Linked DNA regions of Homo sapiens: region 2 is linked to region 1. Evidence: chromatin contacts called from ENCODE Hi-C or POLR2A ChIA-PET data. All regions are on one chromosome and are shown on one strand. The core of a region is the stretch at or near the end of the contact, and the rest is flanking DNA. Distances in the headings are between cores, read along the strand shown.

Region 1 (5,637 bases), core at 1,247-3,746:
GCCAATCACGGCTAAGCCTGCAAATGTATCTTTCCAAACAACGGGAAATATGGAGTCAGAGAGTCCCAGAGAGGAAAACTAAACCGCCGGAAAGCAGAAGCGGGATATTCATGCCATTGTTCCTTGAATTGGTTGAGGGACCCCTGTCTGTCAAGCACCATGATCCGCGCTCAGTACACACTCGAGATAAAGGGTCCTTGCCCTTGGGGAGCTTCAAATCCAAGCAGACTCAGACACAGAAGAGGAGCAGTGTCCCGTGTCAAGGTGCAGAAGGGTGAGCGGAGAGGAAGGCCACACTCATTAACAGAGGAAAGTTCCTCTGAGTCACTGGTTAGGCGGTGAGATGTTCCAGTGAATGAAATCATTCATATCACTATTCTATATGAAGAAACCATTTTTCAGAGTCCAAATTTAAAACCTGCACTTAACAGTGAACATTTGATGAACAAAAGGTTGAACTGAGTTTTCAGGAGCCGTCTTCATTCTGAACACCAAGTTTTCCCTTCACATGCAGCCTCTTTCCTTTCTCAAGGCTATGCTCCTGCTTCTCCCAGGACCTCTCTGTCCTTGGCTCTTTGAAATGCTCTCTTCCCCTTCCTTAAGTCCTCACGTGGGCCCTCCGACGCTTGGCTCTCACCCGGGCTCTTCTCGTTCCCTCTGTAAGTGCCTTGAGCGCTGACCGGTATTTGGGTGACTGCCAACTCCACATCTTCGCCTGACCTATCACCTTCATTCAGTTTCCTGTCTCCACACCCATCCTGGCTGTTTCTCGGCACAGTAATCTATACATAGTGATCCTCTGTCACTTGAAACTCAGCTCTTCCAAAAGTGAACTCACTCACTTTACATCCCAAACTGGCTCCTTGACCAGCAAGAAGGTCTGCAGTCCCAGCACCTCCACGTTCTGCCTTTGAATATAACCATTCGGGCCATCTTCCTGGGTCCCTGCTCACTAGGGAGTGGGAGGAAATTAACAGGTCTGCTTTCATTTACAGCTAAGTTTGATCCCTAAGTTTAACAACTCCTTTTCTGTTTCTTTGTTTCTTCAAAAGTAAAAGGGGGACAATGACAGATGGCTGCAGCACCGGTAGTAGGAACCAAAAAGATAACAGATACCAAAGCATTTCAAAAACTAGAAAGTGATATGCAAGAATAAGATATTAGTCAGTGTCTCATAGATATTATTTTTCACATGGGTCGTTGTTATCATATATGTAAGTATGATAGATATGTTTTGTCATGCAAAACAGGATAGATATATTTTTTCATGCTACCATGGAAATCAACCTCACACAGGTCAGTGCCCAGTAAAGTGTGGATAGCATTTTAATTTTTGGAATAGTAAAATGTAGATTAAAAAGAAAATTATAACCAATTTCTTAGAAACCTTCAAGAAGGATACACAGATACTGATGCAAGTATTTTGCTGTGTATCACATTTATATATGAATATAAAAACCTCGTGTATCCCGGAACTTAAATGAAATTTTAAAAAGGAAAAATGAGGAAAAGATATGAATAAACAATTCATATAAAGTGAAAAAAAAGCCTATATACACATATCAAAATTACTCTCCTCTTTTTTCTGCCTGCAGCTATAGGGTAAAGTTATAAAATAAAATTATAAAATCCTACCATGATTTTATAAATTGTGAATCAAAATTGCCCCAGGACATATACTTGTACAACTTGAGGTGAGATCCATGAAACTCCCCACTCACTGGGGCAGGCCCCTGAGTGATAGGTGTCATCTCCCTGTCATCTCCAGCTACACAAACACCAAGTGAGAGGACCCTTGTCCTCTTTACTTTCACGTATGCATGCTCTGATTAGCTCATCCATTCTTCTGCCTGTTGACTCCTGCCATCACCACACCCACCACATACTTTAGAAAGCACAGGATAATTGAGCCCTTATCACAAACCAGATGTTTTGGGTCAGGGGTGGGAACCATATTTGGCTCTGGGGCAAAGTAGCAAGAAGTTGCAAAAACTCTTACTATTTTCATTCTTTTTCAGAAATGTAAGAGGCTATAGAAAGTGTGTCTACCTCTCTCTGGGTCAGGATTTTCTCTTTTTTCACTCTGCTCCTATTTCTAGGGGTTTGTCTTTCATCAGTCCTGCCTCTTTGCATGTTTTTGCATATCCCTAATCTCTTTAACTTTTGGGGTTAACGGGTATACTGCAGAACTCTCAACCGGGAATAGTCTAGAAATGGAAAAGATTTTGACTTTTTGCAAGGATATTTCTCATTTCCCATTTTTATTGAAAAGGCCTAAATGTTCTGATTTTTAAAAAAATATTATTTCTCCAGCACCTCCACGTCTCAGAATCTCCTCACCTGCAGGCTTCCTGGGGAAGCACCTGCACTCTCACCCACTGACACCCACTCACATCCTCCACCTGCACCTTAATTCACAGCAATTGGTTTTCATCTCTTGCACTTGGCTAAAACCACTTTCTCATTTCAGATCTTCACATGGCTAGACCAGGAGCCTCTTACTCTCTGCATTTCATTTCTTCTCTTTGGATCTCATTCCTGAAGTTTTCTCATGCATTACTACTCCTTTGTGATTCTCCCTTCTTCTCTGATAACTTTTCAGTTGCCTTTCTTCTGTTCCTTCAGCTGAATTTCTTAAATTTTATTCTTAGCTACTTTCGCTTCTCATTTTACAATTTATCTTTGCACTAACTCATCCATTAACTCAAATTCAACTAAAACCAGCTCTGTGGATATGCCAGACTCCTAAGTTCCATCGCTAACCTTGACCAAGCTCTTGAGCTTTAAGAACAGTTGTCAGAGAGCACCATGGATTTCTTACTATCTCAGGTTCTCACTGATTACAAGGAAATACTCCCCTGCGTTGTGTGGGTTCCTGTTGGCATTTGCTCCTCAAGACTTAACTTTGGCTACTTGACATCGTAATCTAAGTGTTGGGATAAGATGTTTTGACCTTATCTTCTTATCCTTAAAGGATTTTGCAAGCATGTGTTTCAAGAACTGAACTATGTGACCGCAACTCTGTTAAATCCTGCTGTGAACTGAATGTTTCTGCCAATTCCGCCAAATTCATGTGCTGGAATCCTAACCCCCAATGTGATGGTATTAGGAGGTAGGGCCGTTGCGGGTGGTTAGGTCATGAGGGATCTGGGATTAGTACCTTTATAAAAAGACACTAGAGAGCTTGCTTTATCTTTCTCTTTCTCTGCTCTTCACCATGAGAGGATGCGATGAGAAGAGGGCCCTCACCAGACACAGGATCTGCCAGCACCTTGATCTTAAACTTCCAGACTCCGGGACTGGGAGAAATAGATGTTTGTTATTTAAGCCATGCAGCCTATGGCAATTTGTTATGGCAGCCTGAACTGACTAGGACAGGTCCTTATCTCTGAATGGGAACAGAGAACAAGATAAACTCTAAGGACAGGCCCTTGTCAGTTTGTAAAAATAGACAAGCCAAAAAGCATTATTTTTATTTTGCAGACAGAGGTTACAAGCCTTGTTTAAATTATTTTAAATACCATTGGTTTAATTTCAGTCCTTTAGAAATGCACAGTCCAGAAATGAAAGTGAGAACTGTGTGACTGTAAAACTGTAAAAATTGTTTTCATGCATGGCTTATGAGCACAATCAGAGTCCAAATGGCTACACTTTAATATATACTTTATATTAGCTATTAAGGAATATTGTTCTACAATGGTTAAGTATATCTAAAAGACTGCAGAATAGTCGTTAATAATTTCAACAAATTAATATTTAGGAAGTGTTCATTATGTGCTGTGATAAGGCACTGTGATAAGTGTTTCACATGCTTATTTGATCCTCAAAAAAACTCGATAACGTGGTAGATTATTAACCTGTTTTATGCATGAAAAAGTAAAGCTAGAAAAGGTAAGTAATCTACCTGCGGTCACGGAAAACACTATAATTCATGTTGACCAGACCAATATAAAATATTTAGAAAATATATTCCACGTTTTACTTAATATTATAGTGTTTGATTCACCAAATCATATAATTGTGCATATCCTTATGGAAGAGGAAAGAAAGGAGAAAAAGGATCTATTAAATCTCATTTCTAAAAAACTAGCCAATAGAAAATGTTCTGTCTATCCATGATAAGGATAATTTAAAATTATTACATTGTAATTTTCTATTTAGTTTTAGTAGCCTGGGAAAAAAAGTCTTAAAATGATTGATTTTTTTAACTTATATAATTTTAATTTGGTGCAAGAAATATGGATTATTAGGTACTCAAGAGTCAACATTCACTGAACTACATGTCAAATAATCCCATGGCCGTATAAATTATAAATAAAAGATACCTAAATATGATTAAGTATATAGGTTTTTAAAAGTGAGACTTTTTAGCTTATTTTTTAATTGTTAAAAAACATTATACATATAAAAGATGGCATAAGATATTTATGCATAACTGAAGAATCATTCAATCAAAAATATGTATTAGAAGCTTATTATAGGGGATTCCACATTTAGCACTGAAAATGTAAAGATCCTGGATGTTGTCATTCCTAACCTTGGAAGAAAAAGGTATTCAAACTGACAATCAATGACTTTTATTAGATCCATCAGAGAAATTAGGCTGCAGGGCAAATGTTACCCTGGATTAGAGGTGAATTCAGAGTCACAGTCCAGATCTGCTAACCTTGACCAGAAGTAACCAGAGCCGTAAACTGTAAGAACACTTAAATGGTCATTTTTGATGAATCGCTGAGGCTGAACATGGACTCCCATGAAAGTGGAAAACTCCTGGGAACTTCAGTCTTTTGGGGCCCCTACGCTTCTGTGGATTTTACCAACAGGCACTCTACCAGGTTCTCATGGCAAAGATCTGAGACAAACCTCCTAGTGGCTCTGACTAGGGGACAGGAAGAGTAATGATCATGAAATACACCCAGAACCTTTTCCATTTAAAAAGCATACTCTCCACGGAAAAACATTTTGGCAGAGTTCAACAAAAGCAGGGGGAAGAGCATTCCTCCCATCCCAAACCTCTCTAACCTTCTCTTCTCACCTAAAGGAAAAAGGATTTAATCAACATGGGTCAGGGCTTCAAAGAAATAAAATTGGGAATGGCACAGCCAGAAAGAGGATGGAGAGGGGAAAACCAAAAGCTGTACCACTAGAGAAACACCTGTGAAGATCACAGCCCCAAGACACAGGCCCACCAAACCACTGATATTTAATTAGAAGCTACTCACTTTACAAAGTTGAAGCAAAACACCCACTAACCTAGCATTCTAGATCCAGCAAAATTATCCTTGAAACATGAGAAATAAAGACTTTTTCAAACAAAAATCTGAAGGAATTCATGACCTGCAGATCTGTCTTGCAAGCAATGCCCAATAAAAGAAGTTATTTGGGCAGAAGAAAATTGAAACAGAACAGAAACTTAGATCTGCCTAAATAAATGAATACTGAAGGAATAAGTGAAGATGAAGTAAAATATCTTATTTTTTAAATATCAATTGATCTAAAAGTATGACTTTAATCATAACAATGTATTGCATGGTTATAGCATATGGATAACTAAAATGAATGACAGCAATGTCATGAGGGATCAGAGGGGAAAATTGGGAACTTTGTTCTAAGATACCTACACTACACACGAAGCAG
Region 2 (5,637 bases), core at 1,409-3,908, 670 kb before region 1:
ACCCAACTATGTGTTTTTTCCAGACCAGCAGGAAATTCTGTTGTATGTTCAAGTTTGAGAATCACTGAACTAAACCCAAAAGGTCTGTGCTAGGATAAGTGTTTCGTGAACCAGATTTTAGGAATGGAAATAGCTCTTCACAACACCCATGCTGGAAGATACTTTGTCCACCTTAACTATCTGTCTTACCCATTGTTTTGTTGCTTATAACAGAATACCTAAACCTAGGTAATTTATAAAGAAAGGAATTTATTTCTTACAGATATGGAGGCTGAGAAGTCTGGAGTCAAGGGACGGCATCTGATGAGTGCCTTCTTGCTAGCTGGGACTCTCTGCAGAGTCCCAAGGCAATGTAGGGCATCACATGGTGAGGGAGCTGAGTGTGCTACCTCAGATCTCTCTTCCTCATCTTATAAAGCCACCACTCCCACTCACTTAATAATTCATTAATCCATTAACGCATGAATCTATGAATTCATGAATACATTAATCCATTCATGAGGGCAACACCTTCATGACCCAATCCCTTCTTAAAGTCCTTACTTCTCAATGATACCGCATTGGGGATTAAATTTCAACATGAATTTTGGAGGAGACAAATATTCAAACCATAGCACTATCCTATGTAATAATTTATTTTTATTAAAGTTATAGGAAATTGACAGCAAAGCACACCATAGAATGTGTAGATTGCTTAACATGTGCAGAATGCAGAGCAAGGCACTGCAGTCAATGCTAAGGAAATATAAAGGATGCTTGGTGCTGTGCTGCTTTCTCAGTGAGAGAGAAAAAGAACCCATAGTATCAGCATCATTATATACCAGAAATTGTCAAACATTTTCTGCAAAAGTCCAGATTGTAAGTACTTTAGACTTTGTGGGCCATATAATCTCTGTCACAACTATTCAACTCTAGTGTTGTAGCACAAAAGCAGCATATTTATAGACAATATGTAAATAAATGGGCATAGCAGTGTTCCAATAAAACTTTATTTACACAAACTGGTAGTGGGCCCTTAGGTTGTAGATTCCTGATCCCTGTCATATACCATTATTACCATATATCATTATACATGATGCCATGAACCATGCTATACGGCTTCACCACATATTTCATTTTGTTCAAATTTTAACGTAATTTTCCCTGTAATTTTGTCATATATGATCACCTAACTTTGACCTTCAAAAGCTCTGTTAATATCTTGTTAATGAAAACATTATTCAGAGCAGTAACCTTCAAGATATAATCTTACTTCAATGAATGAATACATTCTACTTGTTTATTATCACAATACTAGCTTCTGTAAAAAAAAATTCTGAGGTTGGCATTGCTATTTTAGAAATTAGAAACTAAAACTTAAAGAGGTTAAGCAATCGTTGAAGTTCATACAAAAAATAATTTTTTGAGCCAGGGTTCAAACTCTAGTATTTTTGGCACTGAAGCAGCCATTTCTGGGTACTATCTCCCCATGGAGTGAATATGCTTAAAATCTAACCAGAAATTGGGTTCAGGGTACAAATGGAATATTTATGCCTCTGTGGCTATTTCTCTTCTTGACTGTGTCCTATAATTATTATTTCAGTTTACAAGCATTTCATGTCTTTAAATTTCATGACAGTCACACATACATCATAGATAAGTCATAACCCAAAACCCTAAGCACATTACTAGTTAAGTAATGATAGAATAGGAAACATTCTGTAACAGCTCAATCAGTAATATAATATCCTTCACAATATAGTTCTATAGTCATCTGTATTAGTCTATTCTCATGCTGCATAGTAATAAAGACATAGCCCAGACTGGGTAATTTATAAAGGAAAGAGGTTTAATTGGCTCACAGTTCAGCATGATTGGGGAAGCCTCAGGAAACTTACTATATGTTACAATCAAGGGGAAGCAAACACGTCCTTCTTCACGTGGCAGCAGCAAGAAGAAGTGCCAAGCAAAAGGGGAAAAGCCCCTTATAAAACCATCAGATCTCGTGAGAACTAACTCGCTAACTAACTCACTATCACAAGAACAGGATGGGGAAAACAGCCCCCATGATGCAATTATCTCCATCTGGCCCCTCCTATGACATACGGGGATTATGGGTACTACAAATCAAGATGAGTTTGGGTAGGGACACAGCCAAATCACGTCATCATCTATCCCTGGTCTAATATCTACGTGACTGTTGGCAGGTCTTTTTCCTCCTTAGACAATTTTCCAGTCTAAAGCGGAAGGTCTTGGTCTATTGTTTATAAGTCTAACTTTAAATTCCAAATTCTAATTCTATAACAATATGACATTCTTCCTCAGTCTTCCTTTCTTATGGAACACAATCACATATGGTTACAGAATGCATTCTTTGGCTCTTGATACATATGTTGAACCAAATGTCCAACTTTGAAGGATTTACATCCTTAAAAATTAAGAAATGGATCATTTCAAGCCATAGAGGAGAAACAAATATCTGGGGCCACCATCATTTCTAAAGAAATAGTAAACAAAACCAAAGATTATAGAATCTTCAGGGAGTTCACTTGTGATATTCTGCAAATAGGAAGTGAAAATGAAAGTGATAAAATAAGGCTTGTTAAATCTGAGACTATGAGCAGATCTGTACAGATGGGAACATCAGTGAACAAGCACCCATGCATGTTTTCAGGTCAGATGAAGAGCCACTGAAAATAGATCAGAAAGCAACAGAGCCTGGCAGGGTGCGTCTGAAAGAAAATAATTTAAACTTAGCCTCCATGGGAAAAAGAAGCTCACCATCATCCCATTTCCCTTATAAGATATGGCTCTAATATGTTGGTCATTCAGAAAACAAGAGTCAATGGAGAGAAACACAGGATTTGGACAAACACATGAACAAAGAAATGGGTTCCAGCCTTTCCTGGGTATTCAGCAGCTCAACAATATGGATGATTTTTTTTCGTTCATGCTGAAATGAAAAATTTAAAACTTTTGTCATGAATCTACATTTATTTAATTTAAAGGGTTATATTATTTTCTCAGATTTTGTCCTTCCCTTTTTGTTGTTGTTGCTAAATTTCTTTCTTTTGCAAGAATGATGAGAATTTAGTTGGCTTTGCTTCTTTGTTGCCTTCACTTAAGAAAATAAAAGTAAATTTTGTCAACTTTATATCAGTTCCATTAAAAAAAAATTGAAATTGGGTACAATGTTCACTGCTTGGGTGATGGGTACACTAAGAGCCCAGACTTTGCCACTGAACAAATATACCCACATAACAAAACTGCTCGGGTACCCTCTGAATCCATACAAATATTAAAAACTAAATTTAATTTAAAAACAAAAATATTTGAAATTATTTTGGTTCATGAAACCCAAAAGGCTCAGGGGTCTGCTTATCGTGTGACATTTGGATGCTGTCACTCTGTGGATCTTGATAACAGCTTCATTGTTGAGCACCTATTCAAGTCAAGTACTTTACATTCATTATTTATAATTATTCCCCAAATTCTGCAAGGCATATATCGCCATTCAAAGTCTATGAATGATGATGATGAAGTTCACAGAAGTTAAAGGACAAGCCCAAGGTTACACAGCTATTAAAATGGACATCCTCAATGTCCTTTCTCAAAGGCAATGCAGCCACTTATATCTGACTACAAACCCACAGAAATCTCCATGGTGAATTATTGAAAATTGGCAAAACTCTTTTTTACTTCAAAGGGACACAAATGGCAATCAACAGACTCACATTCATCCTCACAGGCAACCCCCACAACTAAAATGTGAACATTTTCCCCTAACAGCAAAAAAGTTGTAAGTGATTTTAAATGTTTATATGTCTTAATGTGGCTCAATCCATCAGTAGCATTTTGGATATACTCCATTTTGGAAGAGTCGGAAAAACAGTTGGCAGCATTTTGTGCATTTTATTTTAATTTAGAGGGGGGACATTTGAGATCTGCAATTAAAAAGAGGTTTGCTTTGGCTGTGACGAACTGATGTAATTCACAATTTAAACTCATTTGAGAAAAATAACAACAGCTACAACTGTCACATTTGCCAGGGAGGGAAATAGGATGAACAACAACAGGGCCCGGGAGGAGAAAAACAGCTCATTGATAGGACTACAGATTATACAGATTAGTCATTGCAAGGGCAGAGTAAGCATCCATGGACAATCATTTGACATTTTATAAAATAGAATGGCGACTGCTTAACAATATTTTCAAAGGGATTCACCAAGAAGCTTTGATAATGATGGCCTATTTGAAGCTACAACCTAGTGATAGGTAGGGTATTAAAAGAAGGAAATTTTGCACACTGAATTGTTAAATTAGAATGTAAACTGGAGCCCAGAGTGGCATGAAATATATAGAACCAGTAGTCATAGAGGGAATCTTTCCATTCTGTCCTGTCACAAGTGAAAACTGAGAATTCTCACAGCTTGAGATTTTAAATCCTGGGGAAATTATAAATGGCTGGGTTTACTAAGGGACTACTCTGGGTCTGCAAAACTAACATTTACCCATTGAGTGGTTTACAAGAAAGCCTATGTTCTTGTGAGGCTTATTGCAGCATCCTCTTTGAAAACTCCTCTGGCCTTGAAAGTGAGTGAGACTTTGACAGAAACTAAGTTTTATTTCCCATGTGATGAACTCAAGCTATGGCTCAATGTTTTGAGTTTTTCACTCAAGCAATCAACATATATGAAGGAAATGACAGTTTGAAATATCAAACTGCATTTTGCTTCTTGGGAGGAAGTTGCTTTCCCCATTTACAGCTCTTCTGCCATGAAGATTGGGCTAAGAAGCTGAGACCAATTGCTGCAGAGATGGAGACAGAAGTGATACACAACCAGATATTTCCAGGAAGGAAAGTGGAAAGCCCTGCTAACAGGTATAGTCTTAAGGGAGACAAAAAAAAAAAAAAAAAAAAAAAGGCCAAGAATCTAGACCCTTTTGTCTTCCTATGTGCCTAGCAGATATGACCTTTGGACTCCAAAGTGCAACAAGCTAGCTACAGGCAAAGCCAGCATTAAGGACTGTCACCCCAAATACCAGAATGAGATAGGATCCCCCTTATAGCAACTGCTCGGGGAAGAAGAGCCAGAGAAGGGGAAGGACAAGCATCTAGAGCAGCTCTGTCCAATAGAAACATCATGAAAGCCATGCATACAATTAAAAACCTTCTGGTAACCACATTTGAGAATGCAAAATTAAACAGGTAAAAATTTTAATACTATAGTTTATTTAACCCAATATAATCAAAATTCTATAATTTTAATATATAATCAATACAAAAGTACTAATCAGATATTTTACGTCTTTAAAATCCAGTGCATATTCCATTGGATTTCATTTACAGCAAAGATCAATTCAGACTAATCACATTTCAGGTGATCAGTGGCCACGTGTATTGAGTAGCACAGATTAGAATAAATCAAGTTTAAATTTTAGGGCATTTTAAATCAGAAAAAAACAAGGGACCTTGAATAGACAAAACTATTTGCTTATTTTTCTGCTTAAATCCAGGGCAACAGTCAAAGAGAAAAGAGAGACCAGTATTAGAAAAATAAAAGTTGGCCAGGCATGGTGGCTCCTACCTATAATCCCAGTGCTTTTGGAGACTGAGGTGGGAGGATCACTTGAGCCTAGGAGTTTAAGACCAGCCTG

Evidence for each region. Hi-C counts contacts between places; a loop is a spot of excess contacts on that map. ChIA-PET counts read pairs that join two places held with the same protein, here RNA polymerase II (POLR2A). Pooled maps may share reads with other maps.
Region 2: a loop to region 1 is called in a pooled map, with 3 times the contacts of the local background. The contact joins two enhancer-like sites. A Hi-C loop is called at or near these places in 1 of 37 single-sample maps with no recorded cell type and 1 of 50 pooled maps. POLR2A ChIA-PET finds 5 or more read pairs at or near these places in 1 of 52 experiments (OCI-LY7).

The regions. Positions count from the first base shown.
Region 1 is chr3:67,013,635-67,019,271 of GRCh38, reverse strand. No RefSeq gene overlaps it. Among named protein-coding and RNA genes, the nearest start is that of KBTBD8, 18 kb to the right of the region's middle. RefSeq lists an enhancer at 829-878. Within about 2 kb of position 2,496, at least 2 of the 41 ENCODE cell types and tissues checked have a DNase peak (open chromatin) inside an H3K27ac peak, as active enhancers do; they include OCI-LY7, where a contact is called at or near this core.
Region 2 is chr3:67,682,677-67,688,313 of GRCh38, reverse strand. The region is part of intron 3 of SUCLG2-DT (SUCLG2 divergent transcript); the gene reads right to left. Among named protein-coding and RNA genes, the nearest start is that of SUCLG2-DT, 31 kb to the right of the region's middle. Within about 2 kb of position 2,658, at least 5 of the 41 ENCODE cell types and tissues checked have a DNase peak (open chromatin) inside an H3K27ac peak, as active enhancers do; they include OCI-LY7, where a contact is called at or near this core.